Linked DNA regions of Homo sapiens: region 2 is linked to region 1. A link is a contact called in ENCODE Hi-C or POLR2A ChIA-PET data. All regions are on one chromosome and are shown on one strand. Each heading gives the region's core, a stretch centred on a gene start or an enhancer-like site at or near the end of the contact. The rest is flanking DNA. Distances are from core to core; before and after follow the strand shown. Region 1 overlaps FRMD4A (FERM domain containing 4A). Region 2 overlaps FAM107B (family with sequence similarity 107 member B).

Region 1 (4,414 bases), core at 788-3,287:
TGGAGGTGGAGACACACACCCATGGTTCCCACTGCAGCCATCACCCGAACCTGCCCCCAGCTGGGGGATGGGAGAAACCGTCGCTTTGATGGAAGTTGGTGTTGTAATTATTGTCATGTGAAGAAGAGAAGAGGAGCAATAGGATGAAATTGAACCAAAACACACGCAAGAAGAAAACATATTCTTCCTAATACCCTGACTCGATTATTACACATTCTATGCATGTAACAAAATATCACACGCCCCCCATTAATATGTACGTGTATTATATATCAATACAAAAATGAAAAATAGCTGAATCTTCAAAAAGTACATTCTTAAAAGACTTGGAAAATTCCTAGAGCAGGAGGGGGGAGTTTGGAAGGGAAACCCTGTGTTTCTTCAACATTCCATCTCCATCCCATTACCTCCCCACCCAGCTATAGCCTAGGTAATTCATGTCACGTCTCATTAGAGGAAGCTGGGACTGAGGTTAGACAAACAGAAAGGCTGCCTACATCCATAATTTTCTGTTTGAAAACTGGCTGGAATTTAGGCCAAACATGAAACCCAATATCCGTAAGAACAGGACCAAGACATCAAGCAACACTCCTATCACCAGACCTCACATGCCCAGGGGCTGCGAGATTATCTCCAGCTCACCAGTGTGGGAAAGCTTTCTCTTGGTTTTACCTACGGTTTGCTCTGACACAGTGCGCTGTTTGCAGTATCTGTCTTTGGACAGACTTTTCCTCCTCCTGTGCCATTTGGAAGACTCTAGGCAGAATTGTAGCTAGCTAGGGTGGGCAGATACATTTTTCCCTCCCTCCCTCCCTTCCTTCCTTTCCTTACTTCTTCCTTTCTTCTTCCTTCTTTCCTTCCTTCCTTCCCTCCCTCCCTTCCTTTCATCCTTTCTTATCTCCTTCCTTCCTCCCTCCCTCCCTTCCTTCCTTCCTCCCTCCCTTCCTTTCTTCCTTCCTTTTCTTCTGTCCTTCCTTCTCTCTCTCTCTTTCCCTCCCTCCCACCCTTCCTTTCATCCTTTCTTCTCTTCCCTTTCTCCTTCCTTCCTTCCTTTCTTCTTTCCTTCCTTTTCTTCTGTCCCTCCCTCCCTCCCACCCTTCCTTTAATCTTTTCTTCCCTTCCCTTTCTCCTTCCTTCCCTCCCTCCCTCCCTCCCTTCCTTCCTTTCCTTCCTTTCTTCCTTCCTTCCCTCCCTCCCTTCCTTTCATCCTTTCTTCCCTTCCTCTTCTCTCCTTGCTTCCTCTCTTTCTTCCCTTCCCTTTTCTCCTTCCTTCCTTCCTTTTTCTCTTCCCCTCCCCTCGCCTCCCCTCCTTCCCCTTCCCTTCCTTGACTCTCTCTTCCTTCCCTTGCCTTGCTGGACTGCAGTCTAGGCTTCATTTAATACTTGTCCTCCATGAGCAGACAGGCAAATGAGATAAAGGATGTTTAGACTGAATTGTGCAGTTTGACTCCTGCTTATCCTTGCTGTGGGAGAGGGTGTGGTGTTCTAGGATAAGTGGTCAACTCCTCGCTTCTGCCATGACACTGCCCATGCTCTTCTTGTATTCTGTACCAAGCTCCATGATACTGGCTTCATCCTTGTCTAAATGAATTGTATTATTTTCATTTATTGCTTATGTTACATCATTCATTCAACCATTATTTTATTGAGTGTCTAATAAAATAAGGCAATTCTCTTATACGGCATATTCTATTACAGGCACTATTCTAAAGTTTTAAAATATATAATTTAGTTAGTTCTCATGACACTTTATCAAATAGGTACTCTTATTTTCCCTGGATGAAGACAAAAGGACTGAGGTACAGAGACTGAAGTAACTCACTCAGGGTCACAATGAGAGGCTCCAGTGTCCATTGACCGCCTCCCTCTTCTGTGTCACTACAACGGATCAAGTGCTGAGCCAAGAACTGGGGATGCAAGATAACTTTTGCTTATTGGAAGAGTTTTCTTTTGTTCCTCAAACTCAGCTCCTCTCTGTGATGAGGCGTCTGTGGTGAAGTGAAAGACTGCTGGCCTTAGCCCTGAGTCTGCATGTGAAAATGTCATCACAAGGGGAAGTAGACCTGGCCCTCTTCCAGGGCAGGGAGGAAAACGCAGCCTGTGCTGCATGGGAACTTCACGTGCTAATTGGACATCCCAGAATCTCACTAAATCTTTATCATAGCAAGCATCAATCACTCAATCTTCATCATAGCGAGCATCAGTCATAGAGAATGTCAAGTCTGCTGAACACCTACCCAACAGGATGAAACAATGTTTGTGAAAGTTCTTTGTAAACAAGACGTGTGCACCTTCCCTTTTCTTCCAGTCTCAATTCTGCACACGGTTTTCCTGTTGTCTCATTTGCCACAACAGCCTCCTGCACTTCACCGTCTAGCCATCTGCCTCTTCCTGTCTGTTCTGCTATAAGGTCCACGTTTCATCTGCCTGAATTCCTTAAAGGCCATCCGGCTTAGCCACCTATTTTGAGTGGTAAACAGACTTCTTCTTGAACCTTTGAGAGCTCCCTGTTTAGTAGATTTCATTTGAGTAACTATGAGTACAGAATTAATTCACCCAGGTTAAGACCCCCTATCCCCATCAAATGAAAATCACACATGACAAAGGAAGCTAGACCTTATCCTCTTGCAGGGCAGGGAGGAAAATGCACCATCTGCTGCATGGAAACCTCATGTGAAAATCAGGTGTCCCAGGATCTCACTCGATCTTTCTGGCAAGGATCTAGCCATAGAGAATGTCAAATATGAATGACCCATGTGGAAGATTTGTCGGTATCTGTGTCAGAAGGCCTTGCCTTATGGACATCAAGGACAAGGCCCATCAGCATCCTTGCAGGCTGTTCAGCTCGTCATCCACAGACAGAGATCTTGCTCACAAGCTGCAGATGGATTTTATGCCTCCACACGAAGGTCCTTCACATCTGGTCTTGATATGATTTGTCCCCAAAAGAACTCCACTTGCCCTTCCCAGCATGAGGCCAAATCAGGTCATCAGTGGCTATAGCCTGGCTAAAGGCTATTCTACATGGTAGTAATGGCTTATTGTGTGTGCTATTAGGAGTGATGTCATGCCCAGGGTTTGAGGAATAACGCTCCTGCAAGATGGCCATGTGATTAAACGGGTAATAAGCTGACCTCTGTGAAGCTGGCTGTGTAGATTGGCTTTCAAGATCATTTTGCAAAGCCCGTTTTCATGTGCTGTCAGTCGTGGATGGATTTTGATAACTAGCATTGATTTGCCATGTTTATGAAGTGCAGTTTCACAGGGTAAACTGTGTAATTGCACCTGGAATGGCAATATAAATAACGTCCTTATCTATGGTATTGACTGCCCAGGATTCGCTGAATATATATAGCATACCTCCAAACAGAGCCAATAGCTGTTGACTCAATTTTTACTAGGCTTAGCTCTCAAATTTCAGGTGTCTTAATAAGGATTGGGTGGCGAATGATCAACTTTTACATCTGTTTCTAATTTCCATGCTTCCTTTTCCAGGAGGAGAAATTTAACAAGCAATTTTCTTCAACAGGGGAATAGTTCATCTTGGTTCAAGTAATCCCTCTGGTGCTGCAAAGGACAATGGCTTTCTTTAGGGCCATCAGATTCCTTTCGCTCCTGTGCCCAGGGACATATCACTCCCAGGGTCAACTGTCCATTTGCTCATGGACATCTGGGATGAGTCACGTGGTATATTTTCCCAAAGTGAGGAAGGAAGAAAAGAAAGCATCTTGAATCTGTTAGAAAGACAGTCTCTTTGAAGCCTCATGTCATGGGAATATGGTTTATGTTGAATGTGTTCTAGAGTATACCCAACATCCTGTAAATCAAAACACCAAAGTGCAAGCTGTGACCAGAATGGGTAAAACACCTCCAGTGGACAAATCCTTAGAGGTAGATGAGGATGAGTAGGGGATTCTAACTGCTCTTGCTTGCTGGGGGTACTCCATTCTAAGAATTTTAAACCTCTATGGCACGAATGCAGTTAATAGACTGTTGACATGAAAATTACATGAGATAGCACAGTTCTGTCTGTGAGAACAAGGGTGGTAAGAAATGACATTAAGGCAGCTGGGTGCAGTGGCTCACATCTGTAATCCCAGCACTTTGGAAGGCCGAGGCAGGCAGATCAGAAGGTCAGAAGATCATAGACCATCCTGGCTAACATGGTGAAACCCCGTCTCTACTAAAAATACAAAAAAAAAAAAAAATTAGCCGGGCATGGTGGCAGGCGTCTGTAGTCCCAGCTACTCAGGAGGCTGAGGCAGGAGAATGGTGTGAACCCGGGAGGCAGAGGTTGCAGTGAGCCGAGGTCGTGCCACTGCACTCCAGCCTGGGCGACAATGCAAGACTCCATCTCAAAAAAAAAAAAAAAAAAAAAAAAATGACATTAAGGCAAGATTCTGACTTGCATACT
Region 2 (3,864 bases), core at 1,099-3,598, 600 kb after region 1:
GCTGGGTGTGGTGGTTCACATCTGTAATCCTAGCACTTTGGGAGGCCGAGGTGGGTGGATCACTTGAGGTCAGGAGTTCGAGACCAGCCTGTCCAATATAGTGAAAACTCATCTCTACTAAAAATACAAAAATTAGCTGGGCATGGTGGCATGTGCCTGTAGTCCCAGCTACTTGGGAGGCTGAGGCAGGAGGACCACTTGAACCTGGGAGGTGAAGGTTGCAGTGAGCTGAGATCATGCCACTGCACTCCAGCCTGGGTGACAAAGTGAGACACCATCTCAAAAAAACAAAAAAAAAGGCAGAAACAAATAATTTTCTATAAGCTGATAGGAACGATCTTGTAGGGAGAGAATTAATGGATATCTTTTGGTCTTCTGGACATTAAGCCTAGGCCTTGCTGAAGTGAACTCTACTCTAGCCAAGTTTCCTGTGAGGCATAAATACACCCACTTCCACCTCCCAATCTTCATTCATGATGTTCCCTCTGGCAGAAATGCTCTTCCTCCCCTCTGTTAGCAGATCCAAGTTTTGCCCATGCATTAAGTTTCTGTTCAAATCTTAGGTCTGCCACAAGGCCTTCCTTAACTTTTATAACCTAGACCAAGTGCTTATTTAATTTTTTAATAGCACTGAGCATTTATAAATTACTTATTAAGTATCTCTGTGTGGAAAGGAGTGAGCTAGATTTGGGAACAGAGTAAGTTAAATAAAAAGCACCATTCCATACTCGAGAAGCTAACAAACTTCTTATTTGTCCTAAGCAATAATTTTTTGTATGTGTTCCCTAATTACCTTGTCAACTTTGAAGGCAGGCAGGAATCAATGTTTTAATCTTTTTTAGTGCCTAGCACAATAAGTACTTCATAATCAGAGCTAGATAGATATTTATCAAATTAAATTAAAAATAAATATGACGGAATTACTTAGGCATACTTCCCAATTGTATAAAAGAATCACAAAAACTTCCCTTAATAGTTTATTCCTTCAAACATTTTGTAACAATTATTTTAAAACTTTCTAAAAGAGGTTGGATATGTCCCTGCTATGTTAAATAAAGAGCCTTAAGGACAGTGGCTTTTTAAAAAAATAATAATAATATTGACCTGCTTGTGGATGACTGAACTGAGTATCTTTATTGAAAATTTTGATAAAGCTGAACTAAGGGCATGTTGCATGTTTGTTGGAATGACTCTTCTTAAGACTCAGTTTTATATACAGGAAAAAATCTGATTAGCAGTTCTATGGAGCTACTGGAAACTCGAGCTTCAAAAACACCACAGAAATGAAAAGACAAGGGGCATTGTTTTTACTGAGATTTCCATAATTCTCACTCCTCTTCTGATGACATAAAGTAAGCCCAGGGGACTATTAATGAGGTTGAAAATGAATATGCCTGAGCTGTAATCACACCAAGAAATGGATAAAAGGTATTGTTCCATTGCCTAGGTCAGCCTGGTATAAAAAAATGGAAAGACCCAGTGGGTATATTATTGGCAATTTTGTGGCAGACTTTCTTCTAGGCATATTGGAGAACACAAAACTTTACAGAGTAAGAACAGCAATAATGAAAGGCACACTCGAGAGAGTAAGGAGGCTGGACTCAGTGGCTTATGCCTGTAATCCCAGCCCTGTGGGAGGCCAAGGCAAGCAGATCGCTTGAGCCCAGGAGTTGGAGACCAGCCTGGGCAACATGGGGAAACCCTGCCTCTGCACAAAAAATACAAAAATTAGCTGGGTGTGATGGCACATATCTGTGGACCCAGCTACTTCAGAGGCTGAGGTGGGAGGATGCCCTGGGAGGTCAAGGCTGCAGTGAGCCATGATTGTGCCGCTGTACTCCAGCCTGGGTGACACAGGGAGACCCTGTCTCAAAAAGATAAAAATAAAATAAAAGAGAGAGAGAGAGAGTAAGGAAAGTAAAAATAAAAATAAGGCAGGCAGGTGGGTGAATAAGAGAAGGATAAGGAAGAGAAGAAAAAGGAGAGGAGCAATAGGAGAAAAGAGAGAAGAAAGAGAACCGAGAGGAAGAGCTAATTACAGACAAGAATGCAGCAGGAGTGAAGAAAAGGAAATAAAGAGGCTGGAAAGGAAAAGGAAATTAACTGACTCGGGATATTTTCAGTTTTTTTTGAAGATCATGCCCCGGTTTTCACTGTGAATGAAAGACTCAGGAAACAAGCCTTTCCTGTTGAGACCTGTGTGTAATTCCTGCTCTGCACCTTGCTAGCAATTGTTGCATATCAAGATAAAAGCATCTGCAAAGAGAAGGGGCTTGCACTTGAAGGTGGAGCAGGGGGGCCTTACTGGTTTTAATCCCTGGAGAGGATACATGTCTCTCAAACTTGCAACAGGAAGTGAGGGAGAGCCTGGGTCTTGCTCACAAGGAGTCAAGCCACTCAGGAGACACTGTCTTTTCAAAAATGGTCTAAACTGAATATGATTTAACATAAAATTGTACATTCTGGCATCTGAAGCTTAAGATATCCTAATTTCACAATTGATGGCTGCTTAGAAGTGATGAAACACGTAAGTGGCTATCTGTGTTTGAGCAGAGACAAAAGTAAAACTGTGTGCTCAGAGCTTCAACACATGTAAAGCAAGAGCAAGCTGTCCTGGTAGGGAAGAAAGGACACTGCTGCATCTAGGAAGGTGCTGTCCGGTCAGGAGTAAAGAATAAACAACTAGAGACAGTTTCAGGTAGACGCCAAAAAAAAAAAAAAAAAAAGGCCTGAGACAGGCCCATGACCCAGAGTTTGGTGCCTAATTACCATGGTGGCGCATGCCTGTTTTCCCAGCTACTTGGGAGGCTGAGACAGGCGAATTGCTTGAAGCTGGGAGGTGGGGTTTACAGGCGTGAAGCACCAAACCCAGCTTCTTGAAGTGAAATTTATATACAGTAAGATTTACTCTTTTTAGTCTACAGATCTATTAATTTTGACTCATGTAATACAGTTGTGTAACCACCTCCACAATTATCATAGGGAATATTTCACCACCTAAAAAAGTTGACTCATGTCCCCTTGTGGTGAGTTCCCTCCTCCCCACCCACAGTCTCTGCAATTTTTGCTCCATAGTTCTCCCTTTTCCAGAATGCAACATGAAGGGTATTATACAGTTCAGTCTCCTTCAGGGCTGCTTTCACTTCACAAGACGCTTTTGAGATTTCTCTATGTTCTTGGGTGTATCAGTAATTCGTTCTTTTTATTTCCAAGTGGTATTCCATTGTATTGTTTATCTCAGTTTATCCATTTACAGTTGATGAACTTGGCTTGTTTGCAGTTTGGGGTGACTATGAATAAAGCCGTTATAAACATCTCACACAGGTCTGTGTGAGAACATATGTCATATGTTTTCATTTCTCTTGGGTAAAAACCTAGGAGTGGGACTGTCGGGTTGTATGGTATTATGGGTTGGATTCTGTCCCTTGCCCCCACGCCCCCCAAAAAGATGTTGAGGCCTAATCTCCAGTCTTCGAATGTGACCTTATTTGGAAATAAGTCATTACGGGCCGGGCTTGGTGGCTCATGCCTGTAATCCCAGCACTTTGGGAGGCCAAGGCAGGTGGATCACTTGAGGTCAGCAGTTCAAGACCAGCCTGGCCAACATAGCGAAATCCCGTGTCTACTAAAAATACAAACATTAGCCAGGCATGGTGGTGTGAACCTGTTATCCCAGCTACACAGGAAGTTGAGGCAGGAGAGTCGCTTGAACCCGGGAGACAGAGGTTGCAGTGAGCCGAGATGATGCCATTGGGTACCAGCCTGGGCGACAGAGTGAGACTGCTTAAAAAAAAAATAGTCACTGCAGATGATGTAATTAAGATGAGGTCATATTGGAGTACGGTGGCCCTTAATCTGACTGGT

What was found. Hi-C counts contacts between places; a loop is a spot of excess contacts on that map. ChIA-PET counts read pairs that join two places held with the same protein, here RNA polymerase II (POLR2A). Pooled maps may share reads with other maps.
Region 2: a map with no recorded cell type shows a loop between it and region 1 (10-fold over the local background). The contact joins two enhancer-like sites. A Hi-C loop is called at or near these places in 1 of 37 single-sample maps with no recorded cell type and 7 of 50 pooled maps. POLR2A ChIA-PET finds 5 or more read pairs at or near these places in 1 of 52 experiments (H1).

The regions. Positions count from the first base shown.
Region 1 is chr10:14,014,099-14,018,512 of GRCh38, forward strand. All of the region lies in intron 2 of FRMD4A (FERM domain containing 4A), which reads right to left. Among named protein-coding and RNA genes, the nearest start is that of FRMD4A-AS2, 25 kb to the left of the region's middle. Within about 2 kb of position 2,038, at least 3 of the 41 ENCODE cell types and tissues checked have a DNase peak (open chromatin) inside an H3K27ac peak, as active enhancers do.
Region 2 is chr10:14,615,048-14,618,911 of GRCh38, forward strand. All of the region lies in intron 2 of FAM107B (family with sequence similarity 107 member B), which reads right to left. Among named protein-coding and RNA genes, the nearest start is that of FAM107B, 160 kb to the right of the region's middle. Within about 2 kb of position 2,349, at least 4 of the 41 ENCODE cell types and tissues checked have a DNase peak (open chromatin) inside an H3K27ac peak, as active enhancers do.